Regions from separate parts of the Mus musculus genome. Here all the other regions are linked to region 2. The links are chromatin loops, found by intact Hi-C in ENCODE. Cell type or tissue: left cerebral cortex. All regions are shown on one strand.

Evidence for each region. A loop is a pair of places that touch in the nucleus more often than their neighbours do. Peaks named below come from ENCODE experiments on the same cell type or tissue, not always from the same donor. Only the 100,000 strongest peaks of a DNase experiment are listed, where the experiment ranks them.
Region 1: a loop joins it to region 2, with 4 times the contacts of the local background. A loop is called at or near these places in 21 of 42 quality-filtered maps.
Region 3: it touches region 2 in a loop (3-fold over the local background); 10 of 42 quality-filtered maps call a loop at or near these places.
Region 4: a loop joins it to region 2, with 4 times the contacts of the local background. A loop is called at or near these places in 21 of 42 quality-filtered maps.
Region 5: it touches region 2 in a loop (4-fold over the local background); 9 of 42 quality-filtered maps call a loop at or near these places.
Region 6: it touches region 2 in a loop (2.9-fold over the local background); 10 of 42 quality-filtered maps call a loop at or near these places.
Region 7: it touches region 2 in a loop (2.8-fold over the local background); 2 of 42 quality-filtered maps call a loop at or near these places.

The regions. Positions count from the first base shown.
Region 1 is chr1:183,236,120-183,240,119 of GRCm38, forward strand. No RefSeq gene overlaps it. Among named protein-coding and RNA genes, the nearest start is that of Disp1, 17 kb to the left of the region's middle. In left cerebral cortex, a CTCF peak has its summit at 2,022; DNase peaks (open chromatin) are centred at 1,762 and 2,030.
Region 2 is chr1:182,558,026-182,562,025 of GRCm38, forward strand. Gm46248 (a long non-coding RNA gene) reads left to right here and starts at 2,901. Exons shown (of 4, transcript XR_001779884.1): 1 at 2,901-3,440; 2 at 3,762-3,995. In left cerebral cortex, a CTCF peak has its summit at 2,471 (motif pointing right); DNase peaks (open chromatin) are centred at 440, 2,520 and 2,909.
Region 3 is chr1:182,894,244-182,898,243 of GRCm38, forward strand. Susd4 (sushi domain containing 4) reads left to right here. Exons shown (of 9, transcript NM_001356461.1): 9 at 956-2,348. The coding sequence ends at 984. Among named protein-coding and RNA genes, the nearest start is that of Tlr5, 59 kb to the right of the region's middle. In left cerebral cortex, CTCF peaks have their summits at 1,658 (motif pointing left) and 3,742; DNase peaks (open chromatin) are centred at 1,660 and 3,706.
Region 4 is chr1:183,241,636-183,245,635 of GRCm38, forward strand. No RefSeq gene overlaps it. Among named protein-coding and RNA genes, the nearest start is that of Disp1, 22 kb to the left of the region's middle. In left cerebral cortex, a CTCF peak has its summit at 1,828 (motif pointing right); no DNase peak of the experiment used is centred here.
Region 5 is chr1:183,262,527-183,266,526 of GRCm38, forward strand. All of the region lies in intron 5 of Fam177b, which reads right to left. Among named protein-coding and RNA genes, the nearest start is that of Fam177b, 11 kb to the right of the region's middle. In left cerebral cortex, no CTCF peak of the experiment used is centred here; a DNase peak (open chromatin) is centred at 1,990.
Region 6 is chr1:182,885,627-182,889,626 of GRCm38, forward strand. It overlaps Susd4 (sushi domain containing 4), which reads left to right. Exons shown (of 9, transcript NM_001356461.1): 6 at 1,714-1,905; 7 at 3,142-3,286. Among named protein-coding and RNA genes, the nearest start is that of Tlr5, 67 kb to the right of the region's middle. In left cerebral cortex, a CTCF peak has its summit at 2,173 (motif pointing left); a DNase peak (open chromatin) is centred at 2,170.
Region 7 is chr1:182,761,596-182,765,595 of GRCm38, forward strand. Susd4 (sushi domain containing 4) reads left to right here and starts at 2,621. Exons shown (of 9, transcript NM_001356461.1): 1 at 2,621-2,801; 2 at 3,411-3,593. The coding sequence starts at 3,446. In left cerebral cortex, a CTCF peak has its summit at 2,290; DNase peaks (open chromatin) are centred at 1,987, 2,364, 3,085 and 3,449; H3K4me3 peaks cover 2,572 bases; H3K27ac peaks cover 2,187 bases.

The DNA of each region.
Region 1 (4,000 bases), 680 kb after region 2:
AGATTTGAGTTGTCAGACTTGGCAGTGTGAGTCTTTAGCCCCTGAGTGCTCCAGAAAGCACTGGCTACATCTGCAGTCCCATTTCTCCCCCTCTTCCTGTCCCATTCCCAGAAACAATCCACTAGTCCCTTTGTGAAAAATTTTCTGCTTGAACCAGGAATGACTTTCACTATTCCTTACCACCCACACTTGTCGGGCTATCTGGCTAACTGGGGATGAATCCCCAGGGTACAGGAAGATAAGTAAGTTTGTGTTCTGGTTTCATTTCCGTTCCTGCAATGAACTACTCTGACCTAAAGCAACTTAGATGAGAAAAAAAATTAAGTCCAAGGTAGAGTGTAGACTTAGACTTTTCAAAGCTTACTTTAATAAAAGTTCTTAAACGATTCAATCTCCCTTCTAGCCCACCTACCAAAGGTAGGGAAGAAAGATGACTAGGTCAAGGGTCATGTGGACCTGTTTAGAAGTAGTTCTTTGGCGCAATTCCGAACACAAATCAGTAGCGGGTAGTCCAGTCCAATTGGCAACCACCAACCATGAAACAGTAGCAGAGGCTCCATCCAGAAGAAAGCAAGAGACTCCGAATCAGCATGAGCCAGCAGAAGCAGCAAGAAGTAGACTGAAAACCATGAGAAATTCTCTGGCAAGTCTATCTCTCTCTCTCCAAAGTCACAGCAGGCAAAGATCAGCAAAAGCCAGCAAAGGATTGCAAGGTAAACCAATGCCTGAACCTCCTCTCACTGTCTGTGGGGTTGTATTCATATTCTTTGTAAGCATCACACACCCTCTCAAGCATCTGCCTCAGCATCCTCTCTACATGTCTGCTTCAGCAAAACACCCTCTCATAAGACAGTTTCAAAACACACACACACACACACAACTCAGTCTCTAAGGAAACCAGAAATTTCCACTTCAGTAGAGTTCATCTAGTAGAAGTCAAGGCAGGAACTTGAAGCAGCAGCGTACATCCACAATCAAAAGCATAAAAAAAAAAAATCCAAATACATGTATATCTCTTGTGGTCATCCCTTTTTCTATACTTACAAACCCTGGGATCCCCTACCTAAGGAACAGGGCCATCTACAGGGGGCTGAGTCATCCCACATCAATTAACAATTAAGACAATCCCCATAGACAAGGCCACAGTCCAACCTGATCAAGACAATCCTACTTTGATTCTCTCTTCCCAGGTGGTTGAAGATTATGTCAAGTTGACAATTAAAACTACCCATCTGTGAGAATATGAATATGCTTGGCCCATGGGAAGCGGCACTATTAGGAGTTGTGGCCTTGTTGGAAGAAGCATGTTACACTGTATAGACAGGCTTTGAGGTCTTCCTTGTTCAGGCTCCACCCAGTGTGGAATGAGAGTCTCCTCCTGGCTGCCTTTGGATCAAAATGTAGAACTCTCAGTTCCTCCAGCACCACGTCTGCCTGGATGCTGCCATGCTTCCCACCATGATGATAATGGACTGAACCTCTGAATCTGTAAGCCAGCTCCAATTAAATGCTTTCCTTTCTAAGAGGTGCCTTGACACTGGAATCTCTTTACAGCAAAGGAAACCCTAACTAAGACACCATCCCACTGTGTTTAGTTAATTTCACCACAGAGGAGCATCTTGTCCAAGAGAGCTCTCAGAGTTAGGTGCATCACTGTCAAAACCTTATCTGTTTGTTCAGTCCTGTATTTATTTCTGTATAGCACCTCTGTTCACACCTAGTTTAATGCCAGGTATGTATACAGTATTCAATAAATAGTTTTGAATGGATGAAGTACAGGCTGAGGTGTGTTCCATTCTACAAGCATGGCAGTGAAAAATGGTTGTTGACATCCAAGGAGGAAAAGAGGAAACTAAAGGAAGAGCAATTAATTTCCTGTACTTGAGTATGAATCAATGTGGAGCACAATGGTTAATTCTCAAAATCAATTAGAAAAATCTCAGTTTTGTTGAGGGGAAAAAACATATGCATGTGTCGTGATGCTTGAAGAATGTTAAAGATGTGCTGTCAAATAGCAACACCTAGTGACCAGTCCCAAAACAGCATGAGTTTTGAATGACTTTCTTAGGATTTTCACACAAACAAGGAAATCTGCAAAGTGACCAATTTTGCTGCTCTAGCAACAATGATAATTAACATGTTATGGAACACAATGGTTTACAAAGCACCTTCCTATGCCGTTTGTCACTTGGAAACTGACATAGATATTGTGAAAAATAAAATCAATAAGAGTATAGAGAAGAGGCTGGGCGTGGTGGCGCTCGCCTTTAATCCCAGCATTTGGGAGGCAGAGGCAGGTGGATTTCTGAGTTCGAGGCCAGCCTGGTCTACAAAGTGAGTTCCAGGACAGCCAAGGCTACACAGAGAAACCCTGTCTCGAAAAAACAAACAAAAAAAAAAAAATGAAAACAACAACAACAACAAAAAGAGTATAGAGAAGAAAGTTGGAGTCCTGCTGTTCTATCTCTAATAGTCTTCCAGGGAACTTTTGATGTGAGTGAGCTAGGGGGACGCTGAAGTATGTGGACTTTTAAGGATCATTGGTGACTAAGGGCAAAAACTGTATTAATGAGTTTATAGATGTATACATGCATATTGTGTATATATGCATACAAACACATATATATATATACATATGTGCACATGTATGCATGCATGCCATATGAAAGGTCCTTTGATCTCCAAAGCCATTTAAAGAGAGAAAGGGATAAAGAATGCAGTAGGGAGGGAGCGATAGATATCTGGGTGCAGCTGCTAAGCACTGAGCCCTAGGGTTCGTGTTCTCATGCATGCCATTCCATGTTTTCTGCATAGCTTTGTGTCTTGATCCTTTCAGGTACTATAACAGAACACCAGAGTATCTGTAGCTTATGACAACACATGTTTCTTTCCCACATTTCTAGAGGCGAATCCCATTAGAAGGGCCCTATGGGCAATCACCTCCTATGCCTTCACCTCTGGGGTTAGGATTTTCTTTTTAAAGATTTATTTATTTTATGTATTTGAGTAAACTGCCAATGTCTCCAGACACACACCAGAAGAGGACATCAGATCCCATTACAGATGGTAGTGAGCCACCATGTGGTTGCTGGGAGTTGAACTCAGGACCTCTGGAAGAACAGTCAGTGCTCTTAACCTCTGAGCCACCTCTCCAGCCCCTGGGGTTAGGATTGTTTACTATCAAAATGTAAGGAGAGACAGGAACATTCAGACAATAGTCGTTCATGTTTCCCTTTTCCTAATTTTGCTCCCAACGCAGTTAAAACTTAGAGAGTTTAGAGACTTGCCTAAGATTACAGAGTCAACTTGGAAGCCTGACTGCTATTTTTAGCAACATCTACCACCAAAATCCACCTACTGGTACCCTTGGGTCAGTCTTCCTGTGCAAACTCATATCATGAATCTATCGTTCCTTTTTTAGGGCTCCAAAGGTATGCTGCCTAAAAGATTCACTAAAGCCCCCCTCCCCACCCCATGCCTGGAATAACTTCTTTCTGCTGGGTGGCCATGGCCCAGGGTTCAGTACTCAGAAGTAAGAGATGCAGAGCAAATAATAACATCTGATTAACTTGTTTGGTGTGAGTTCTCTGTTGGGATTTGCCCAACAACTTGAAGTGGGAAATGCCCTTACATGTTCTGAGATGCTGAGATAGACTCTAATGACCCTGGTTTGCCTCCTTCTGTGTAGCCACACACACTTTGAAGAGAGGTGGCAAAGGGTCTGCATGGTGCTTCAGGGGCTATTTGGAGCAGGCAGTGACTAACATCAAAGCATTACACTGCAGGGCTGAGTGTGTGCCCTTTGTGTATCCACGTGTGAATCCCTCACCTTTACAAACCAGAACAAGGCAGAAGACTGCCTGACAAAACCAGTCTTATGGCTGGTCTGCCTGCAGAGGCATCTGAGTATCATGGACTTGCTTTACCTTTGAAGGCCAAAGGTGCTGTCGGGTCCTATGGCACTGGCATTACAGGGAGTTGTTAGCCTCTGTGTTGGTAC
Region 2 (4,000 bases):
TCCCTCACACTGACCAGTTTCTGCAGGCCCTCTGAGGTCAAAGTTCAGACCTACAAGACTGCCCACTTATTAGAGCTCAATGCTAATGTTGCGTATCCACTGTGCCCACTCCTGTTCAACTTGATCAAATCTAAGACATATATATATTTTTTTTTTGAGAGAGAAGGTCTTGTCTTGCTATATAGCACAGGCTAGATTCAAACTCTAGGTCCTCTGCTTTAGTCTCCCAAGCAGTGAGTTATATTACATTAAGTGTGCTGCTGTCCCCTGTACCACTTAGTCACAAGGAAGGGTTCCTAAGACATCCATTTCTCTGATTTGAATAGCTCATCTTATTTGAATCAGAGTAGGTGTACTTACTGAAATACCAGTTTAGTATCGAAAAATACAACTCCTATGTGGCCATCTGGAAGGGATGCTGGGAGCGGGTGGAGGCTGACTGTGTGGGGAGGGGTGGAGCTTCCAAGCCCTCTGTAGATGTACCACCTCCTCTAGCATGCCACATGGCCCGAAGCCTGGAGGTTTTCCAACCACATCATAATATAACCAGGATGGAGAGTAACAATCTAGAACTTTCCTTCCTGGAGAATAGGCCTCTAAAGCACGCTCCTGGCTCCTAGTAGCCTTCTTGATTTTTATTTGTTTGTTTATTTTTTCCTTTCCTTTTCTTTTCTTTTCTTTTCTTTTCTTTTCTTTTCTTTTCTTTTCTTTTCTTTTCTTTTCTTTTCTTTTCTTTTCTTTTCTTTCCTTCCTTCCTTCCTTCCTTCCTTCCTTTCTTTCTTTCTTTCTTTCTTTCTTTCTTTCTTTCTTTCTTTCTTTTTTGTAACCACTCCTGATCCAGAAGCCCACCCAGAGACACTTTATTAAAAGCAAAGATGTTTTCCACCCAGGAAATTCCAAGGGATTTAGGAGCTCTGTGTTAGAAACTTGCATCAAAGACTTGTTATTAGCATAAAAGATGCTTCTGCTGCTCTTAATTGCTAGGGAAATCCCTGGGGTTTTAGGAACTCTGTGCCAAAAGAGAAGTGGGAGGAGGAGAGAGAGGAGAGAGAAGTCTACACACACACACACACACACACACACACACACACCACACACACCCCACACACACCACACACACTGGGTGGGGTGGAAAAGGACCATCACACACACACACACACACACACACACACACACACACACACACACTGGGTCGGGTGGAAAAGGACCATGGCCACATCTCCTCTTTGTCTTTATTCATCTGCTATCACCCATAGCCTTACAGAGAAGGCAGCTCAGGAACTAGTTTCTCCCTTGTCCAACCCTGCTGCTGCTATCCTATTTAGGTCTCGACTAGTTCCTCTTGCCTGGTTCCAGAAGTTGCCTTCTAACTATGAGAAAATGTCCTTGCCAGGTAAGAGCTATCCTGGTCCCTCCATATCTCTTCACCTTGCCCCTCCTCCACTGCACTGCAGTGCATTGCAGATCCACTCAGTGCCCAGTTCATAGTCTTCCTCACTGCATGCTGTGTGCAGGGTCTTCCTCAGTGGCATTGCTATCCTGCTTCCCACATCTCACGTGCTGGCTTCTCACCACCTTTCCCCCAAATCCTGGCCCTTAAGCCCTTTCACAACTGGAACCCCCTTCCCTGAATCCCTCTTGGTATTCATGGACCTCGTAGTCCATCACTCTGCTTTGATCTCCACCCTTCTCGCCATGGTTTGACAGGGGCAGGCTGTATTCATTTGTCCTTTTGCTCCTCTGCTCATCTGTGGCCCCTGCCCTCCTGGTGCCACCATGGATGGTCTTGCGCGCGCTCGACTTGACCAGCAAGAACGACGCTGCAACAGGATCCTTCTGCACACGTTTATTGGGAGAGCTTGATTGCAGAGGCGAAAAGACTTTTTGCCCAGAGCTGGTGCTGCTTTTATAGGCCTAGGAGAGGCGTGTCTCATACCCTGATTGGTTATGCACTAAGCCTCATTTGCATGTTCCTCATCTGATTGGCTACTCTCTCTCAGTACCTCACTGAGCCTCATTATCATACCTCATTTGCATGTCTCACATCCGATTGGTTATACTCTCAGTACCTTACAGAACCTCATTATCATGCCTGGGCCAGGCAGTGTTTTTGCAAAAAACTTTACTGCATATGTACACATTGGTTGTTTGTCCAATCTTATGCATGGTGGCCAGCAGTAGTCAGTGCCACTCAGCAACGGCACATGTGGCTTCCCACAGGATGGCGCATTCCATCTCGTCCTGTTATTCAGATGCCTTGGAAACTGTAGGTATTAGTGGCGAGAAGATAGCAAGATTTCAGATCAGAAGACTTGACCTTGAATATGCTACCGGAGTGACCTTGGAGGAGTCTGACCGTGGCCTTGCTGTCACCCTGACCATTCAATGTAAAAGCCCTGTGTGGATCCAGCTTATTCCACTGAGGGGGTTTAACCACCCTCTCTTCAGTCAAGCTGGTTCAGCTGGACCTGCATTGGCCACTGGAGGGCAATCTTAGCCAGCTTCCCAACTGGCTTGATTTGGTCCCTTCTTGCCAGAGATGAGGGCCTGAGGTATGACCCCAAGGTTCCACGAGTGATGTCACAGACTTGCTGAGGAATATACCCCAATACTGTCACTTGGTCAGCTTTCTCTTTTCTTTCGTGTAGCTAGAGAAGGTTCTGCACACAGCCCAGTACTCTGTAGCATAACAAGCCAGTTGATGTCCTGGGGAAGCCAGCCTTGTACTCATTACTGCAAGTCTTCCCTTACATCATATTTCCCTCCCTCCCTCCCTCCCTCCCTCCCTCCCTTCCTTCCTCCCTCCCTCCTCCTCCTTTGTCCTTCTGTCCTCCCCACAGCTCCACCCTCATTATTATGCCATCTAGTCTGGTGTCAGATTCACTCTGTAACTCAGGCTGCTGAGTGCTGACATTCCAGGCATGAGTCACAATACTCAGCTCCGTTTAGATTCTGTGTTGAGATATAATAGTGCACACAACATGAGGATCATTGTTTTTAGCCATACATTTAAAGGGTGAGTTTTAGTTGTACAGCCATCACCCCTAGCTAAGACCATCACTACAAAAAGAAGTTGTGTACCTAGAAGCAGTCAGTCCTAACCTCCCATCTTCCCAGCTCCTGGCAGTCACTTCCCATCTCTACAGCTTCGCCAGTTTTGAAAGTCTCATGTAACTAACTGGACATGATGGTTAATCTTGATGTCAACTTGACTGGATTGAGGAGTTCCTAAGAGAAGAATAAAGCATTCTGGGTGTGTGAAGGCATTTTCAGAGACTGCTAAGTGTGGTGGTGTTGGGGGAACTTCCCTTGAATATAGATGGCACCACATTTAGAAGGCTTGGAGGCCAGAAAATGGGATGGACCTTCTAGAAGTCAGCCAATCGTGTTCTGGGGCTGCCGTGATGTGAGCTGCTCCGCTCTGTCACACCCTCCCTGCGGTAAGGATGCAAACTGTGGATGGAACTTGATTGTTAGATGTCTCATTACAGTGACTTGGAGAGTGCCATGCCTTTGTTGATTAGCTTCATTTAATTTGCGTAAAGTTTCAGCATCCACTCTTGGGGGATGGAATTTGGGGCCTTGCTCATGTCAGGGGAATGGTGTACTGCGAGCTACCCCCATCTCTTGCTGAGTCCTCTGGGCTAGCCTTGAGCTCACCATCTTCCTGCCTTTGCCTCCCAAGTACTGAGTTCCCAGGTGTATGACATCACACCTAAGTGCTGCATTCATTTTTATGACTAAGTGCTATTCCCTTCTAGGTTCCCCGGGATGTGCTACATTTGGTCTGCTCACCCATGGATTGGTGTGTGCTTGTTTCTCCCCTGTGTCACGAGGGACTCTTCATGCACATGGTGTGAATGGACCTCTACTTGTTATTCTCTAACGGTGGAGTGCTGCTGGGAGCTGCCATGAAACTCCACGGTCTGGCATTTTGCAGAACTGCCAGACTGTTTCCCAAAACATCTGTACCGCTTTCCACTTCTGCCAGCCGCGTAAG
Region 3 (4,000 bases), 340 kb after region 2:
CCCTCTCTGGGTCAATGCCACCATGCATACAGGGCCTACCTTCCCTCTCTGGGTCAATGCCACCATGCATACAGGGCCTACCTTCCCTCTCTGGGTCAATGCCACCATGCATACAGGGCCTACTTTCCCTCTCTGGGTCAATGCCACCATGCATACAGGGCCTACTTTCCCTCTCTGGGTCAATGCCACCATGCATACAGGGCCTACTTTCCCTCTCTGGGTCAATGCCACCATGCATACAGGGCCTACTTTCCCTCTCTGGGTCAGTGCCACCATGCATACAGGGCCTACTTTCCCTCTCTGGGCAATGCCACTGTGCACATGGGGCCCTAACTTCCCACTTGGGGCCCTATCTTCCCACTTTGGGCCCTGAGGAAGGCCAGTGCAGTGGACTGCTGCCAACCTCACCTGTGGGGTGACACACCCCCACCTGACCCCAGAAAAGTGCTGTGTGCTCAGAAGTCACTTTAGCCATGTGCAGTGAAAGGTTCATCTGCCATGAGGAAGACCATAGCCCATGAGAATATTCAGGGGTCCACTTCCCAGGGAGGGAAGCCTGGCACAGCTCTGTAAAGCGTGGCTACATTGTGCAGCAGGAGCAGGGTAGAAACAGGCCTGCTGGCCCCTCAGAGCACCCTTCCTGTGCTCCTCCCTGCCTCTCTGCACTTGAAATGGTGACATTTTGGCCTAAGCCACTATGAGGGCTTGTGGTGAAAGTTTAACATTATCCTTTTTATGAGCTGGATATAAAAGTCACAAATTGTTCTCTAGCGGATAGATGGTGTACAGGGCGGGGAGAAGGGACGCTGTTTTATTTGACCTTTAATGGACACATGGAACTTAACGTTTTCCTTTCTCCGCTGATTTCTAGGATGGAGCTGTTTTAATGAGGCTTGTAACTCCATGTAGCTTTCAGTCGAACTAAGCAAATAACCATCTCTTGCTTTCTTTCCAGAGATCCCGCTCATGGAAGAGGACCCATAGCCTGGTGACATCCTGCTAGTCCCACTGTCCCCTTTGGGGAAAAGAGCCTTGAAGAGAGACCACAGGAGGACAGAGCTTGGGGACCAGGGGTCATTTTTAATCTATCTACATAAGGACAGTGATTCATACCGTACATCTCCAGCAGGACTGTGGGTCTGGCCAACAGCAAAGGCGGTGCTTTCAAATGAGACTCAAGGGTTTATCATGACCAGCAGGGAACCAAGTGCAGAGGGGACTCTCTCTGCCTCACCCCTGTGTCAGAGCTGGGTGTCTCTTGCTACAGAGCGTGAGACTGTGCCACACACATCCTGTTGCTCCTGCTAACAGCACTCCCTGCTCCTCTGAAAGCATGTCACATTGTATAAATTTGCTTCTAAAATCTGCTTTGAACTGTCTAGGGACTTTAGATCTGGACGGGTCAGCCTCTGTAAAAAAAAAAAAAAGCCCACGTTGACCTGCAAACCCAAGAGCAGATCCTCTCTTTGCCCTTCTTAGTAAGGGACGGGCTCCCAAGGAAAGACTCTCATGTGACACTCAGACCATCTCTTACACCTGGACAGCCAATCAAAGCAGGATGTGGCGGCTTGAACGAGAAAGGAAAGGATAAACAAGCCAACTCCGCTTTCTGAAAATTTCTTCATGCCAAGCCCCTATGCTCTGTGCTGCCCCCTGGTGACATGTTTGTAGGCGTGGTCTGGCAGTGGACCTGCGGTGTGGAATAGACCCGTGGCTTTACACATGGTGAGAACACGTTCAGATGCATCTTGTGGTGGACCCCGTAACCTGGTCATGTTTGGTTTTGGCATTTGGCAGACTCCACTCAAATTTATCTGCTCATGCCTTCCTATGTGGGTCATTGCTGTCACTCTACCCCGACCCTAAAACCTAACCATTCTTTTATTTTCCAAAGTGGAAAGTTTCTGTAAACACGGTCTGCATTTGGAGGGAGAAGGAAGCGGGAGCCGGATCTTTTGAGACCACTCCCAGCCCCTCAGCTCTCTTTTTTGTCCTGCTCAGTCCAAAGGCTGGCCTCCCAGCCCCAAGCCACCCTGCCCTCTTGCTTTCGGGGGGCCTTTGGCCCTGCCTGCCTGCCATCCCGTATTTCCATGAGGGTCTCATGGCACCCACTGGGTGTTGTGCCTAAGCAATTGTTTGATTTTTTTTAAGAGCCTCGAGTCCAGAAGTGTCTCTTCAAATACATGTTGGTCCATGGTGTCGTTTCCATCCCTCCTCTGGGTTGTAGACAAATATGAACAAAACTCTCATCCAATAGAATCACTGTGCTGCTAGAGCACCGAGGGACGGAGGCTTGATCGAATCCTGTTTTCTCTCAACACAGACTGATTAAAAATTAAAAAAGAAAACGACAGTTTGAAGTGTGACTTTAATGGTGGGGTGGGGTGGGGAGGGCAGGAGGTGGGTGACGTTGGTTGTGGGTGGTAGAAATAAAATGTGGGATTTAGAACACTCAGCTGAAGGAGACACCGTATCAAAAGGGTGGGCTTTGCCCTGACGTATGCACTGCCACCGTTAGTGGCAGAGTGCTGCTAAGCCTGAGCTTACTGCTGTGGGCAGTTGCAGATTGCTTGAGTGGCAGCTGCACGCCATCCCTGGTGAAACTCCATGTCCTCAGCTCCATTTATTAAAGGAGTTGACATATGGTGACTGACATGTCACTGCCTTGACATGGACAACATCCAGGCAGCCACACCTCTGCACTTTGTTCTCACACCTGTTCCCTTCCATGCCTCCTTATTTGGGTTGTGTCCCAGAGACCTCTGGGTAAGAGTCCCATCTCCCAGGAGGCACACAGAGCTGTCTCAGGCCATCCCTGCCTCTCTTTGGGAAATCCTCTGGCAGCAGGATGGCCATCTGACCTGGTCACCAATGACCAGGGTTGCAACCGGGCCCCAGGAAGAATGACAGCACAGCAGGCATCAGGGAGCTCACGGGTATCGTTCTCATCTGGAGGCTGGGTGGCAGTGGGGGGAGGAGAGACCATTGCTGTGTAAACACAGCATCACAATCTCCAAACCACTCACCCGCACCCTGCCTGATAGCACTCAACTCTGTGCCCATAGCAAGCATCTTCCTAGATGTTACTTAGGGTTCATTGTCCCACCCTAGGTACTTCTGACAGAAAGAAATTTGGTGATGTTCCAAGAATGGTGTCGTCCCAACAGAATTCCTTTAAATATCCCAAAGTCCCTGTAGTGCGAGGGAGCAGGTCACCTTCCACAGACCTCAGTGTGGAAACAGACAGGGCTATGGAGGAAGGAAGAGTACCCGTCTTGGCTCTCTCTCGAGTACCAGTCTCCTCGGGCTTGGGCAGTGCCCACCTCGGGGCTGCATCCAAGCTGCTGCAGAGCAGCCCAGTGCTGGCTGACTGGTTCCCCAGTGTGAGCACAGCACAGGCATCTTCACACTTCATTACCGTGTAGCTTTTCTTAATTGCAAGGTTGTGATTTGCCTGTGCGGATGCTTCAGGCCCTTTCCCACCTAATTACACTCGGTCTAGCAGCTGGCACACAGACAAGGCTGCCTTCTGTTGCTACCGAAATGGTCCCTGGCCACCAGCGGGTCCAAGATTATCAAGCGCAAAGCCTCCTGGTCCCCAGCCCATTAGGTCCAGGGGCTTCTCAGATTCCATCCTCCCTCTACACAACAGGTATTCAAATCCCCTCCCACTTGGACTGTAGCTCTCCAGAGCATCATGGGAGAGTGTGGGCTTCATAGCTCGCCTCCTCCATGGCCACCTGGCTGTGAGCTTAGATCCATTACTAGCTTCACTGAGCTTTTGTTTCTACATGCAGAAATTTAGAATGGTGTCTCCCTGCATTCATTGCTAGGCTGTGCATGGCCGCTGATGTAAGTCAAACATTCAGGTGCAGAGGACTCTTGAGACAGGGCAGCTGCAGGTCAAAGGGGCGAGGCCGCCATACAGATTGGTCCCTCACATGCATTCTCACACACCTTTCACCAGCCTTGGTCCCTTGGCCCTCTAAGGTATTTGTAT
Region 4 (4,000 bases), 680 kb after region 2:
AGAGGTCACTTGAGGAAGGGTCTTGAATGCTATGGGTAAGAGGACAGGGTTGCCTTTAGTTGTAGGGGTACAAATCCACCCAGCACAGAAGGCATTTGACGCAGAGGCTAGTTTGCAGAGAAAATCCCACACCTCATAGCTTCAATGCCCAGCCACTCAGAGCTAAAAGGATATTTCTTTATCAAAGAGGACTTCCAGGCTAGCCACAATCCCTCTGCATCATACCATTTGTGGCCCTTAAATATGAGTTGGGAGGGGCAGACATAGAATATTACTTTATAGTTCTAGAGGGAAGTTGCATGGAGCAAGGGAGATTTATTGCCAATTTAAGTGAATTATCAGTCTGGGAATTAGAAATGCTGAAGAATTCCATCTTGGCACAGCATCAAGAACATCAGATTCTACAAGATTCATGCAAGTTGAGATTAGGCCCTGTATCAGCAGATCTTATTGAATCTGTGTTAAACCTTACAGTTATGGAGGAGAGCAATCTCACTCTTAGGAGAAAGTTGCTTAATATAGGAGTAAGTCACCAAGGTCTGTGACTTCCTTTAGATCGTTGTTATGTATGTCTGCAAGCAAGTGTGAGAAAATGTGAGTACCTGGTGAGACTGAGAGGTTTGGGGAATCTGTAGGCATGCATGGCTCTTACTTTTTCAACGTCTTTATAGGTTTGAGAGTTTAAAGATAAACTGGAGGGAGAAGAAAGTAGAATTCCAACCAGGGACAGTTGAGTGCTCAGACCTTAGGTTGTGGGGCCGTCTCCAGGTGAGGGCAGGCTCCAGGATCCACTCACGCAGGATGAGCGTCTTGACATTCCCAGAGAACTTTCTTGAAAATCTGTCTGGAGTTGCAAAACTGCCACCATCCCTTTTCTTCTTCAGAATCAAAACACACAGGCTAAAAGGCAAGGAAGCTGTGTTTGCACACTTTGCAAGATTATGTCGCTTGACTGCGTCAGGAAAAAATATTAAACCCACTACCAAGTCAGTGTTGTATCTGTGAACACCACTCACAAGAATCATTCTCTCTCTCTCTCTCTCTCTCTCTCTCTCTCTCTCTCTCTCTCTCTCTCTCTCTCCTCTCTCTCCCTCCCTCCCTCCCTCCCTCCCTCCCTCCCTCCCTCCCTCTTCTTTCCTCCTTCCCTCTCATCTCAGAAGCATGCATGCATGTGTTTGTGTGTGTGTGTGTGTGTGTGTGTGTGTGTACACCTTTCCTTGGAGTTTGGCTTTAAACTACCAATTGAATTCTCATTTCAGGCCCCATTGATGTCTTGTGCCTTAAATAATTCATAACACAATTCTATCATCTGTCCCCACTGTATTCCTCGCTCCAAAGACTTATAAAATGTGTTTTCAGATGATTGCATCTTGGCCTAAGAAATATAGCAAGAGTGTCTTTGGAGAGAAGAGAAAGAAAATGATTTATAACTATACAATATAACAAATAACACAAGAATAGCTGTAATTAATGAAAGAAAGATACATGATTGAACATACAATTTGCTACGTGCTTCAAAAACTGGCATTTGACATGTGCCCTTCAGGAATTGATTAGTGCAGACATCTGTCAATCTATTCACTCTGTGTACGTGTTTGGCAACATACCTAAACAAATACCTCAAGACTCTTTCATCTAACGAGAATTTATCACACACAATTCACTCCTAACGGGACCATTGGTTGGAAATCATTGTATATTTCAGAGTGATGAAAAAGACCAGTGCTCTGCAAACCTTTTTTATTTTGAAAGATTAATTTTTAGATGAATTACAGGTATGTGCATGTGTCTGTGAGTGGATGAGTATGAGTGCAAGCGCGCTCATAGTCCGTTATTCCAGAAGGGGGCGCTGTATCCCCTGGAGTGGGAGTTACAGGAGCTCGTGAGCCATCTGACACTGGAAACTCAGGTTCTCTGGAAGAACAGTACAGGCTCTTATCTAATGAGACAGTGGTTCTCAGCCTTCCTAATGCTTCAGCCCTTTAATATAGCTCCTCATGTTGTAGCGACCTCCACCCATAAAATTTCATTGTTACTTCATGACTGTAATTTTGCTACTGTTATGAATTGTAATATAAATATCTGATATGCAGGATATCTGATATGTGACGCCTATGGAAGTATCAACCCATAGACTGAGAATCATTGTAACTGAACTATCTCTGAGCCCTTCTACAAACCTTTTAACCTTGAACCAGACAAAGAAACTTCCTATGGAGAGCCAGCAAATGTTAATACCTATAAAACAGAAACCAAGATTTCAAATGATTATCCATTTAGCGCCTGCCTTCCCACATTTTCTGTTTGATTCACTTCTTTCTTTTGAAACTGATACTTGAAAATCAGTAGTTTCAACACACTTGGAGATTAACCCTAGATAGAAGAAATCAAAGCAAGGACTCCAATTTCAGAAACATCTGATTGTGAAACTAACCAGGTGTCTTAGGGTTTTACTGTTGTGAACAGGCACCATGACCAAGGCAAGTCTTATAAGAACAACATTTAATGGGGGCTGGCTTATAGATTCAGAGGTTCAGTCCATTATCATCAAGGCAGAAGCATGGCAGCATCCAGGCAGGCATGGTGCAGGCAGAGCTGAGAGTTCTACATCTTCATCTGAAGGCTGCTGGCAGAATACTGGCTTCCAGGCAGCTAGGATGAGGGCCTTAAAGTGACACACCTACAGTGACATGCCTATTCCAACAAGGCCACACCTACTCCAACAGGGCCTCACCTTCTAATAGTGCTACTTCCTGGGCCTAGCATATACAAACCATCACACCAGGGTAGTGGAAAGGAATAAGAAGAACCCTTGGGGATCTCTGCTCTGGGTAGTGAAGTAACAGCCATCATCTTATGAGTCAACAGGAAAAGTTCACAGTGCTGTGCTTCCTGCCTGACATATAGTAGATACATTCCGAGTCTACAGAAATAGTATTTGCCACACAATGGACATTCAGAGTACAAACACTGGGGGGCTGTGATGGCTAATCTTGGTTGCCATTTTGATACATCTGGGAAGAGGAAAGTTCAGCTAAGGAATTGCTCGTATCAGATTGGCCTATAGGTATATCTGTGAGGCATTTTCTTGCTCGTTGATGTAAGCTCACTGTTCAGCCCACTGTGGGCAGTACCATCCCTAGGCTATTGGCCTGGGCTATTTTAGAAAGGTAGATGAATGTATCTACATCATCAGAATGTAGGCAGCATGTCTGCATGGTCTCTGCTTCCGTTCCTGCTTCCAGGTTCCTGTCTTGGGTTCCTGCCTTGGCTTCCCTTGGTGATAGACTACATGTTGTACACCAAGTGAATACTTTCCGCCTCGGGTTGCTTTTGGCCATGGTGCAATAGAAACCAAATGAGAACAGATCTGTATCCCTTTACAAATGGTTTCATGGTCTCTCCTCCAGGTTGTCATTTCTAGGTATTGCCATAGGCAACAGTTTGTCCCAACTCCATTGTTTTCTCTTCACACTCTCAAGGATTCTAGAGCTAAGATTTATGAAAAAGGGTTCTGTTGGCTTCTCTTTTGTGTTGTAGATTAAATACTAGGGCTTGAACATGCTAGGCAAGCACTCTACCACTGAGCCACATTCGCACAACAAAGGGTCTGCTGACTTATAAACCAACAGACAAAATGTCATGCTTCCCAAGAGATGGAATATATTATTCTTCATTAGGACAAGTGAATGCTATAATAATATACCGAACATAAGCATGCAGTCAAAGCCCTCAAGTTTCTGCCCGTCTCTGTTTCTTCTGTAGGTGGATGGAGAACAGCCTTCACCACTCACTTTTCTGTGACCATAGTGCAACACAATGACATATAGAATATGTCTCTGGGAGGAGGTTTTGAGGCTCTAGCTTCACTCCACTTCCTGATCCCTCTTCTTCCTGTATGCATAAAAATGAGGTTAGCCAATGTTAGTTGGCTTCTTCTTCTTCTTCTTTGTTGTGTCTCTATTGCTTTGGCAAAGCACCATGACCAAGGTGACTTATA
Region 5 (4,000 bases), 700 kb after region 2:
TCAGATAAAGAGCTAAGACTGCCTAGTGAGGACAAACTATTCAAACCCATGAAAGGAAGATTCTCACTCAGCTGCCTATTAATCAGTTTCTCCAGTGAAATGAAACCAATGGGATGGAATGATAGGTAGGTGGGAAGGTGGGTGGGTGGGTAGGTAGGTGTGTGTGGGGGGTGGGGGGGTAGGTGAGAAGGTGGGTGAGTGGGTGAGAGGGTGGGTGAGTGGGTGGGTGGGTAGGGAGGTGGGTGGGTAGGTAGGTAGATGTTATTATGGGAAATTAAATAGATATTATTATGGAGAAAGGGCTCATTTGATTACAGAAGCCAAGAAATCACACAGTCTGCCACCTGCATCCTGGGATTTCAGGAAAGTCAGTGGTAGAACAGATCAATCTGAGTCCAAAAGCCCGAGAATGGTGTGAGATGGGACAAGCAGTGACCTAGGTCTCAGTTCAAGGGCTGAGAGTGGGCTGGGGTGGGCAGTGGATGTCCCCAAACCCCAGGCCAGGAGCACAAGAAGAACCAAGGTGTCGAAGATCAAATAGAAGACAGCAGCAGAAGAAAATTCTCCATCCTGGACATTTTTATTCTATCAGGCCTTTGATGGAATTATGGGGTGCCACCCCTGACACCCTTGCACTGTACGTAAGTGCTGGTCTCACTGAAACAGCATCACAGCCAGGCCCATCAACTTGGCACATCGCCAATATTAAAAATTATAATCGACACCATGACTCTAGTGCCTAATTGTGGCTAAGTGGCTTTCCTCGATTTTCATATAAACTATCCACAGCATGAATCTGTTGGAATCATTTTGAGTCCCCTTTCCTGAGAATCATCTTCACGGAGCAAAAGGCCCTACTTCTGCATTACTACGATATATCTACCTCCTTGGACCTAAACTTAGGGATTGACAGAGGAGAGCTATCCAGAATCTGCTGTATGTTTGGAGTTGGAGCTGAGGTCACTGGTTAGAGGAATTGGAAAATGAATTGAGCGTTCTTCTGTCTCCGTGCAGAAGAGACACAGAGGGCACCTGCTTTGGTAGTTTCTTATCAGACTGCTCTAGACACGGTGGAGACTTCTCTTGGAGTCCATGAGATACCTCAGTATCCTTCCAGAATCAATCCACTGACTATAGCTTCTTTTGACAAACCAGTTTTAGACCTGAGAACACTGACACGTTAAGTAACTTCCACGGGGATGGTGGGTCATAGAGTCAGTAAAGCTGAAAGAAACCAGGGTCGTATTAATTCACTGACCTACCGCCCATCTGTGCCACCAAAATAAAATGCTTTCCTTTCTGGGCTCCTTGGGGCGGGGGTAGGAGGGAGAGGAGTGTCGCACCTCATATACAATTAATCACAACAATGTAGATTGTTAGTAAAGAAGCATAAGTAGAGGGGACAGAACTCATTCGCAGTGGAGATATTCATCACCAGGGCTTAGTTCTCCACCAAGCCTCTGTTTCAGCATCACCACTTGAAGGGATCCCAAGATCAGGAAAGTGTTTAACACTGAGCCAGCACATGGAGACTTCCTGCCTGGGCAGGCGCCTACACAGACAATGTAAGGCTTTGGAATCATCTGTTTGCGACTTATCTTACCCTGATATATTCAACTAACTACACCTTCTGCTCTCGCTCTGTCCTTGATTTCATACCAAACTAACTCCAACTCCCTGCTTCTCTCTGAGCTGTGGTTTCAGTCACATTGCGTCAGAGAGTCTTGTGATTCTGTGGGTTCCCCGGTTCTGCGGCATGGCTCATTTGTTCCATGTAAGAGCAGGAGGTCACTCATGTGGCTACATCCGCTGGGACCTTGGTTGGAGCTAGGTTCTGAAAAAAAATGGTCGGTGTTTCTTTCTCAGAAATCTCTTTTCATATGGCTTCTCATGACTCCTAAGTCTGGCTTCTTAACAGCCTGGAGCTTTCCAAGAGATCAAGCCCTCACATTCAAATGTGTTCAGAGCTTCAGAGCAGCGCGCATTTGCTGCTATCTCATTGGCCAAAGCCCGTCACCAGTGAGAGTCAGTGTGGGTGGAGCTATCCAAGGGCCTGTGTCCCAGAAGGCATGGATGCTGGGTGACTGTGAACAATGTGACTGTCTACAGAAGCTAGTAAGTGTGAACAGCAAATATTTATAGTATCTGTTTTCACATGTTATCTCGTTTTGTTTAACAATGACACATGAGGACATAAACGTCACACGTGTTTCCCAAAGAAAGAGGCTGTAGACCTTACATCTAGATACCTAAAATTGTGCCAAGGAAATGTTAGTAATCCCCCTCCCCCAAAAAAAAAAAAAAAAACAGATAGGAGCCTATCTGATGCAACTCACAGCAGGGTCTTTTATTCTATTTGAGCTAGCTCCCCCACCCATCAACGCACCACAGTCATGCAGGATGGTTTTGGTGGTGGGGGAGCCTCAAATGTCTATGGGGCAAGGCTTTATAGTAAGCAGCAAGCAGGGAATACATGTGCAAGCATCTCACTGGAAGCTGCTGTGGCTTTTAACATAATTGGCTGGTGCTGGAGTCAGATCATAACCTTAACTTCTGCTCTCCTCTGCTTTGGTGGTCATTAGGCAAGGGTGTGCCTGTAACCTGGGGTGCAGGTTTGTTGGAGGATTAACCTCGTGATACTGGTCTTGAGTGTGAAACCTGGAGGCGCTGGTCTTGTTGGGCATTAGCCTAGAGACTGGAGCTAGGCTCAGGCTCTGTTGGGGGTGGGGGTGGGGGGCAACTTGGAAACTAATGCTAGGGACCAGCCTGTTAGTTTACCTGAGTTCAAACTTAGGTCAGGTTCTCTAAAATGGAGTCTGAATTTAAAAACTTTGGCATCTCAAAATCACATAGGCAGCTAAGTGAAGAGGCGAAGTCATACTCAGGACTACTGGAAGTTCCATGTTTGATCTTTTAGGATTTGGGGTTTGGTTTTTGTTGTTGTTTGTTTGTTTGTGGTATCAAGAATTGAACATGAGATCTGTTCTAGGCAAGTGTTTTACTGATTAACATTCATAGCCTTTTTTCCAGACTTTGAAAATTCAACGACAACAAATTTTAAAAATCTGTTTAAAGGGGCTGGAGAGATGGCTCAGTGGTTAAGAGCGCTCAACTGCTTTTCCAAAGGCCCTGAATTCAATTCCCAGTACCCACACGGCAGATTACAACTGTCTGATGCCATCTTTTGGTGCACAGATGTACATGCAAAGTACCCATATGCCAAAAAATACATTAAAAAAAAATCAATTGTTTTAAAAATCTATTTAAAATGTTGTTGTTAGTTTTAATTGGTAGCTTGAAGCACTCTAGAATCACCTCGGAAGGGAGTCTCTATGAGGAATTAGAGATTAGGTTGGCCAGTGGGCACGTCTGTGAGACATGCACCTAACCTGCCTAAGGTGGGGAGACCTGCCCTTAAGGTGGGTGTCATTTTCACGGGCTGGTTCCCGGAGTTATGGACAGAGCAGGCTGAGCACTGCATGCATGCCTCCATTGCTCTTGTCTCTCTCTCTCTCTCTCTCTCTCTCTCTCTCTCTCTCTCTGAGGACGTCACGTGACCTCTTCTCAGATACTACACAGTGTCGCAGGACAGGAGGCGTTGGAAACGTGAGCCAGTCTGAGCCTGGGAGCTCAGTGCGACCACAGGGCTTGATTACCAGGTGAGAGAGAGCACTCTCCCATCCCGTTAACTTCTGGGTAGTCCCTACAGGCTTCCGTACCTGAATACTTGCTCTCCAGCTGGCAGGGCTGTTTCAGGAGATTGTGGTAATTTTACAACTGTAGGCCTAGCTAGAGGAAGTGGGTCGCTGGAGGATCAGCCAGCTTCCTGTTACTTCTACTTCCTGCTTCACTTGCTTGTAAACGAACAGCCCCACACTCTCACTGCTATGGCGCCAAGGACCACCAAGCCTTTCTGCTGCCGTGGGTCCTGTGAATCTAAATAAACCCTTCCTCCCTTAAGGAGGATTGCTTCTGCCAATGTCCAGTTATAGCAAGCAGC
Region 6 (4,000 bases), 330 kb after region 2:
CTGCCACAGACCTCACTGCCTAGAGTCCCTGCAGGAAGTTGCTTCCAATGTCCCACTCACTCTCTTTACCCTAGAGTCAGTAGCTTTGACTCCTACTTCTCCATCATAGACCTCTACTGTTCTGCTTTCTACTAGGACCCCAACAACCCCTTCTTCCAACCAGCCAGGGGTGACAGTAGCCTGCTGCTTATAACCTTGAAACTTCCCAGTTGCTTTTGCCATCTCTCTCCTTCCTCATGGAGTTCCCCTGATGCTCAGGACCTGCCCAGCCCCACTGAACCACTATTACACTATTACTAGGCCTTAGCAGCATCCCTAAGGACAGCCCCCAGACACTCCTGGCTTTCATGAGGATGCTGCTGCATTATTCTGCCCAAGTTCAGTTCTGTACCTATGTTTGGCAAGCCTCAGCTCCTTCCCATTCACCTGTGGCTCCTCTTAGCCTGTCCCCTCATCTGCAAGAGAGCTGGTAAGATCTACATTGTACCATTCTTTGCAGGATTAGAGATTGGGGTGTATCTTGGGACACCTCCATCAGGGACCCATCTTGTCATCCAGCTTGAGGAATATACACCAAAAGGTGTACCCCCATATGTTCTCTGAAAACTTTGGCCAATTTGAAGTGTGGTACATAGTGCCGGGGGCAGGGGTTGAGTGGGTTGTACTAGGCAGAGTATTTTGTTACTCCCAGGAAGGGTCACAAAGTTGACTCGATTTTGGATTTGTCTGTCTTGGTTTTTAACCTTTATCATGGTTTCTGAGGTGTGGTGTACACACCAGGTATTGGTAAACTGCAGCTCCCTTGTTTCCTGGAGACTATTTGAGTGACAAGCTGTTCAGTTCTGAGTCCTGCAGACAGAAGGTCTCTTTGTGGCATGAGATGGATAAGCAGGAAGCTCCACTAAAACTATCCACTGTCAGAAATGTAGACAGATCCACACTTGCAGCCCAGGCATGATCTCAGGGTGGGAGACTGGAAACCACTTTCTTCCCCTAACATCAGACAATGTGGCTCGGAAAACCTTTAACCACCATCAGGAGCAGAGTGAGATGGAGGAGGAACCTGGGGCTTCCTGAGGGTTCAGTGACTTGTTTAAGGTTGCACAGAGTGTTGACAGAAGACAGCCTAGGACTTCAGACTTTCAATTCTTCCTCCCATTGCTCCAGCAGCACCAGTGTGTGAGGGGCCAAGGCTAAGTCTGCAAACAGAAGTGGGAGAACCCCTACATGCTTGTCACTGGCCAAACCCCAGCAGGGTATGAGGGTGAGGTGGGACCACAGACCCCCAATTTAAACAGTTCCAGGAGACGGCTTTGGTAACAGAAGCAGACTTGGCACCACTGTGCCATTGGGTAAAGCTTTTGTCCATAAATACCTTAATTTTATTTACGAGGCTGTCTGGCATATAATAGCATGCATTATTAATAGAGTAGCTTAATGCTCTCTACTAAACAGGCATACGCTCCTCATTGTACGATGAGCTTCTTTTACTATGTACTTTACAACACATGACATTCGTGCTCAGAATATCCTAGCAGGCTCCCACTGACATCCTGTGGAAACATGGGCTGTCTCTGGCCTGTGCCTTCATCTGGTGTTCTGAGTGTAAGTACATCCTGAAGTAGCTGCGGTTGGCCATGCCTGTATTGTGTCTGGGTGACTCCTGCCTGGAGCCTGTGGTACTGAAACTTTTATTCTCCCCAACTGCCCAAGTTTGTCCACTACCTCCTATGGTAAGTCACGGAGATTTCATCTGCCACCCGAGGCCTTGTGAGCGCTACAACCATGGAACTGTGGTGGAGTTCTACTGTGATCCTGGCTACAGCCTCACCAGTGACTACAAGTACATCACCTGCCAGTATGGAGAGTGGTTTCCTTCCTACCAAGTCTACTGCATCAAATCAGGTGAGATCGGAGGCCCCACCCTTAGTGGAGGCTGGTCCTCTGAGGGCAGCCTTCAAGCTGTGGTCATACTATGTCCTCAATGGTATCCACTCCCATCCTATCATGAGCCTCAGGTCCAGGCTGTAGAAATTGACCATTATGGATGTGGGTGGCCTCTGAGAAGGGATTCCAGGCCTGTTACAGAAGATCAGGAATACTTTTAAAGTGAGCCAAAGCTCTGGTACCCATGGAGAAATTCAACTTCTGCAATTTCTCACAGCCTTACTGCCACCCACTGGCAAGGATGCAGCCCCATAGGTGTAACCAGAAATATGTACATGGAACATGAATCATGCATGAACCCACCCTTCTCTCCAAATAATATTATTGTGCTTAAGAACTGACCTCACACAAGTGGAGACTGTATACAGGCTCCACTGTCTCAGAGTAAATGATATGAGATAGCAAGCCATCTTTGCTACCTGTCCCAGCACACTCGGGAAGTGGCCCCATGAAGGAGACCTGGCATCAGCACACACCCTTCCCCCTGTTCTTCCAATTTCTGCCCACTCTCTCCAGCATTTTTCAGATCATTGCCATGGCTGCTGCCCCAGCCAGCAATGGTGGTTGTACACTTTCTTATCCAGTGTCATGCTGTGTATCTGAAGGCATGGAGATGTTATGTGAGCCAGCAAGAGGAGAGGCACTGAGTCTAAGAGGATGACCACTAAGTGGGATCATGGGATGGGATTTCCTGGGAGCAAAAGGATAAAAATCTGTTCTGGAAGGGTCTGTTCTTACTTCTCTTATCTGGCAGATACCACAGAGGGTGGAGTGATGGCCAAGGAATGACCATGTACCCTTGGTCTTTAAAGCCCTTGCAAACTCTATCCTTCATCCAAGAACAGAGCTTTGGACCATGTCAGAAGGGGCCCAGAACAGGGCAGAAGGATACCTTTCACTCTCTTCCCAAGAAGCAGTTACATTGTTGCTTTGTCCTGTGTCAGGGTCTCAGGCTCAGCCTGTAACATGCACATGCATGTCTACAGCCACAATAGTGTCTACACATGTATCACCTGCCAATATGTCTCCAATCCAGAAGAACCCATGCTAGAGATGGGTTTTAGTGTATGGGTCTTAACATGACTTACCAGCTATACTGGAAATAGGGTGTGTCTCTCAAATCCCAGGAGGCATACCATGAATACCTCATGTACCAGATGACCTCATGCCTGGCTCTGTTATCTCTCATGGCAGAACAAACGTGGCCCAGCACCCACGAGACCCTCCTGACCACGTGGAAGATCGTGGCGTTCACAGCCACCAGCGTGCTGCTGGTGTTACTGCTCGTCATCCTGGCCAGAATGTTCCAGACCAAGTTCAAGGCCCACTTCCCCCCGAGGTCAGTGCAGCAGAGAACACAGATGAGGGTAGAACTTAAGGGTCTTGGTAGGCTGTCATGGAGAAAGCACCATGGTGAGGACAGGCCCTCCAATCAGTAGAGCATGGGACTCTTAATCCCAGGTCATGGGTTTGTGCCCCACTTTGGGCGCCAATTTGTTGTAGTAAGTCTCTAACCTAAAATATACCCGTGCAAAAACACACAACTCAGTTATAATATTTATAAGTTGTATACCTAGATTGGACAGATTTACCACTACACTAATCTATTCCCCAGCTATGAGACCCCTTGCTCTTTGTGGCTTCTCCAGGCTATGTGGTCCTGCTCTCTTTCTTCTGCCACTTCTTCCTCCATCTTCTTACTTTCTTGTTCCCTACTCTTCCCCCACTTTCTAAAATATCCAGCCCCACCTTTACCTACCACTGCCCAATTACAGGCTATAGCCTTTATTTGACCAGTTAGAATGGGAAGGTTTACATGAAATCACCTGAGTACGTGATCTACTCCTTGTTAGGGCAACCCCTCTTGAAGAAGAAGAATTAACATCAGTATACAATGGTAACCCATGGTAACCCACAACACATTCCTGCCTCCCTGAGTAGTCCATTCTAAAGCAGGCAGTGTGGAGGACTGGAGAAGGGAACCAGGCCAGGGATGCAAGCTGTGCACACCCCATCAGGAGCACCTCCCATCATGGTCCACTTGTTGCATCCC
Region 7 (4,000 bases), 200 kb after region 2:
TGTGGTGATCAGAAGAGGGCAAGGGTATCAGATGCCCTGGGACTGGAGTTACAGATGGTTGTGAGCCACCATGTGGGGGGCTGGGAATTGAACTCACGTCTTCTGAAGAACAGCAAGAGAGCTTAACCACTGAGTCATCTCTCCCGCCTTGACAGTTTGTCTTAAAGAAGGAGAATTTGACTTAGCGGCGTGAGCCCAGAAAAGAGAGGCAGAGCCACAGGCCATGTTTTGGGAAGGGTTCTTGGTTCTGTTATAGCTTAAGTTATGTCAACTTAACATTGAGCATAACTTAGAAGAGGAAATCTCAACTGAAAAACTGTTTCCATGTGGCCATGTCTGCGGGAGCTTTTCCTTAAACGCTGATTAAATGCAGGAGGGCCCAGGCCACTGTATGAGAGTGTGTGCGTGTGTGCGTGCGTGCGTGCGTGCGTGCGTGTGTGCGTGCGTGCGTGCGTGCGTGCGTGTGTGTGTGTGTGTGTGTGTGTGTGTGTGTGTGTGTGTGATTCCTGGGCTATGAAAGTCTGCCAAGCAACACACAGGAAGCAAAGCTGGTAAGCAAGCATCGTTCCTCCATTCCCCACCCCGACCCCTTCAGTTCCTGCCTTCAGTTCCTGTCTTGGCTTTTCTTACTGGTGGACTGTAACTTGTCAGCCAAGTAAAAGTCTTCCCCTCCCCAAGTTGTTTTTGGTCAGTGTCTTAGCACAATAACAGAAAAAACAAACAAACCCAAAGCAGAGCAGTCCCACCCGAGGAAGGCATTTCTGAGTGCAACCAGCAACTACAACAGGCTTCCTCAGGTACTGGATGAGGCTACGTGACCTTGTTCACAAATAATTTAATTCTTGTGGTACTAAGGGTGGAGCCCCGAGCCTCACACAAGAGCTAGGCAAGTGGCCTACTGCTGAGCTGTAGCTCCAGCTGGCTAGCACTGTGTCAGAAAGGAGACTTAAGCGCAGATCCCAGGCTTGGGACAGATGAACTTGGATGGTCCTGTTGGCCCTGGTAGTCTTATAAGCCGATTGTTGCAGCTAAGCGGCAGACTTCAGATACATTTGTTGCATGGTCAACAAATAGTTTTATGCCCTGTGGATCTGACAGCTATTTTTAAAACGGTAGATATTTTATTGAGAATAAGCTAGAATAAATATTCAATTTGCAGCGAACAATCTTAGGACCTTGGAAACACAGAAAAATGCCCAAGTAATGCTTTGGGCTTCAGAGTTCAGGCTTTAGCAGAAATGCATTTGTGATAACCAAAACTGTTCAACTTACTCCGTGCAAAGCTGACATCTCAATTTTACAAATCGAAAAAAAAAATCAACAACATTGAACTAGATTTATCTACTAAAAGCTAATTTCTCCTGCAAGAATTTGTTAAAATTACTCGCAGTAAAAGCCAACACGGTAAAAGCTGTAATTTCCAAACTACCTTCAGTATGTGAGATTTTGGGAAAGTCGATAGAAGGACGAGATGATTTGGTGGCTGTATCAGAAACATGGTTTTTCATATCCACAAATTGCTACAGAATAATGGGGATCCAGTGGTTCAAAAATACTGCCTGCCGGCCCTACCTCATTAAGGCACACCCCTTAATCACCAAGGCTCACACAAGTACCCTAGGAGCCGGCCCAGACCTCAGAGGGAGGTCTAGCTTGCTGGGGAACAGCAAAGGTTGGGAGAACAGAGCTAGCAGCAGGCTGAACTTAAGACACCAGGAAGGGACCGCTGACCAGGGGAACGTTCTTTCCTGGGGACCCCTGATCCTTTCGGGTTCTTACCCAAAGGAAATAAGCTTCCGGTGATATCCAGCTTTCCCGCATTGGCACCCATCATCTCACTGCCCGGTCACTTGTCTCCCTGAGGGAGAGCCTCTCAAGAGAAAGCTCCGAGAGATGCTTGCGTCTATCTCCAAGGCAGCCAAGAGGGAAAATGCCGACGGTGCAAGGGACGGGAGACAGAGACCCAGCCTCCTCGGGCTGTCCACTGGGCTCTAGGGGAAGCTCACACCCGTGGAGATGTTCGGGGTCACCAAGAACTTGAGGTTTTAGCAGCAAGGGTTGTGCTTACACCGCCCCATTCAAGTTAACCCTGTCATCGGTGATGGTCCTGGGTGGGATCATCCTGTCCACCTCCACCTTCGAGGTCACAGCCTCTGGTGGCACACACGGGGCTAAGGGCTCCAGAGGCCACTGGTGAAGGATCGCGGCGCAGACCTGCGGTGTGTGCGCGTGCGTGTGCCTGGGTATGTGTGCGTGCATACGCGTATGCGCGTGTGTGAATGCGTGTGCGTGTGTGCCGCCGCCTGGCGACTCGTGCCCGACAGGTGCAGGCGCGCCGGCTTCCCATTGGCCACGGCGTCCTCCTCCGCCCACGCCATCCCCTTACCCCTGCTACCGGCGCTGGCTGGGACCCGCCGAGGCGCGTGCAGGCCCGCGCGCCCCTGCCCTTCCCGCGCGCGCCCGGGCCTCGTCCCTTCCTCCCCCTCTCCGCGCCGCCGCCGCGCGCTCCCGAGCTCAGGTAGCGGGCGCGCGCAGCCCGGCAGCCGTGGCCCTCGTCACCCCCGCCCCCGGCCACTCGGGGGAGCCCGGGGAGGGAGCGCGCGGCGGGACGGGCGGGGGCGGTGTAGCCCGGCAGCCGCCGAGGCTTCCGTCTCGCTCGCTCGCTCGCTCCTCTGTCTTGCTCGCTCGCTCGCTTGCTTGCTCGCGCAGAGGCGGCAGCAGAGGTCGCGCACAGATGCGGGTTAGACTGGCGGGGGGAGGAGGCGGAGGAGGGAAGGAAGCTGCATGCATGAGACCCACAGGTAAGAGCCGGAGCCCGGAAGGGGCTTGCCTGCCCCGGGGAGGCGTGCGCAGGCCGGGCTGGGCGAGTTGGCTCCTGGCTCAGCTCCCCTAAGGGAGGAATTTTTAAAATAAAAATAACAGCTCAGATTTCATAAGGGACTGGGGCAATAGGAGCCTCCCAATCCTTGGAAAAGCAGAGAAGTATCCAGGGGCAGCAGGGGGCACATTGTGAGATTCCTCAGAGTGAAATGTACAGGCCCGGGGAAAAGTGTTTTCTCAGCCGCTTGATGCTATAAGGCTTTAGACTTTCCTGTCATGATCAGAGCCGCTGAATCCCGGGGACCAGCACAGAGCCAGTGTGCACTAACCCCTGTCCTCTCTCCCCTCCTCCATCCCTCCCGCACGCGCAGTATCCCATGGTGGCTGCTACTCTCTGGACCCTGCATGGGGGGTGGCAGGGAGGATCTCGCTGTGGGAAAGGGGGCGGGGGCTGCGCAGGGGCGAACAGGGATGGGATGGGATGGAGCCCGCAAAGCCCAGGCACCGGGCCCCCAGGGTGGAGGAGGGAGAGCTTGGCCCCAGAGCCCGGGCAACCCCGGGGTATTGTCGTGTTCCGCTCCTGGTTGCAGACTCTCGCAAGCTGGATGCCCTCTGTGGATGAAAGATGTATCATGGAATGAACCCGAGCAATGGAGATGGATTTCTAGAGCAGCAGCTGCAGCAACAGCAGCCTCAGTCCCCCCAGAGACTCTTGGCCGTGATCCTGTGGTTTCAACTGGCGCTGTGCTTTGGCCCTGCACAGCTCACGGGTGGTGAGTGACCCCGCTGTGGTGGGGGGAGCTTTGAATGGCCCAGCAGGGAGGGGAGACTGTACCGACCGGACAGCACTGCGCCTTCTGCATACGTGCAGACTTTAGGGGTGCCTGAGAAATAGAGTCCCTGTGTCCCAGCCTTCTGCAAAACCCCTGGAGTTCACAGAAAATTGTGTGGAACCGGTGTAGGTTCGCACACCCACCGGCAGCCCAATTGGGCTTTTCTGAAGGAAGGATAAGAAGCCTGGCACATTTTCCCATTTTGGCCCAGAGGAAAAAGAGGATCAAAGGAGTGTGTGGGGGTGGGGGTGGGGGGAAGCAGTGTATTTGTAGCCCTTCGACCCTTGATCTTTGCCCTTCACACACAGGTCAGGTTTGGGCTTCTGGATTTGAACTACTTTAGAATA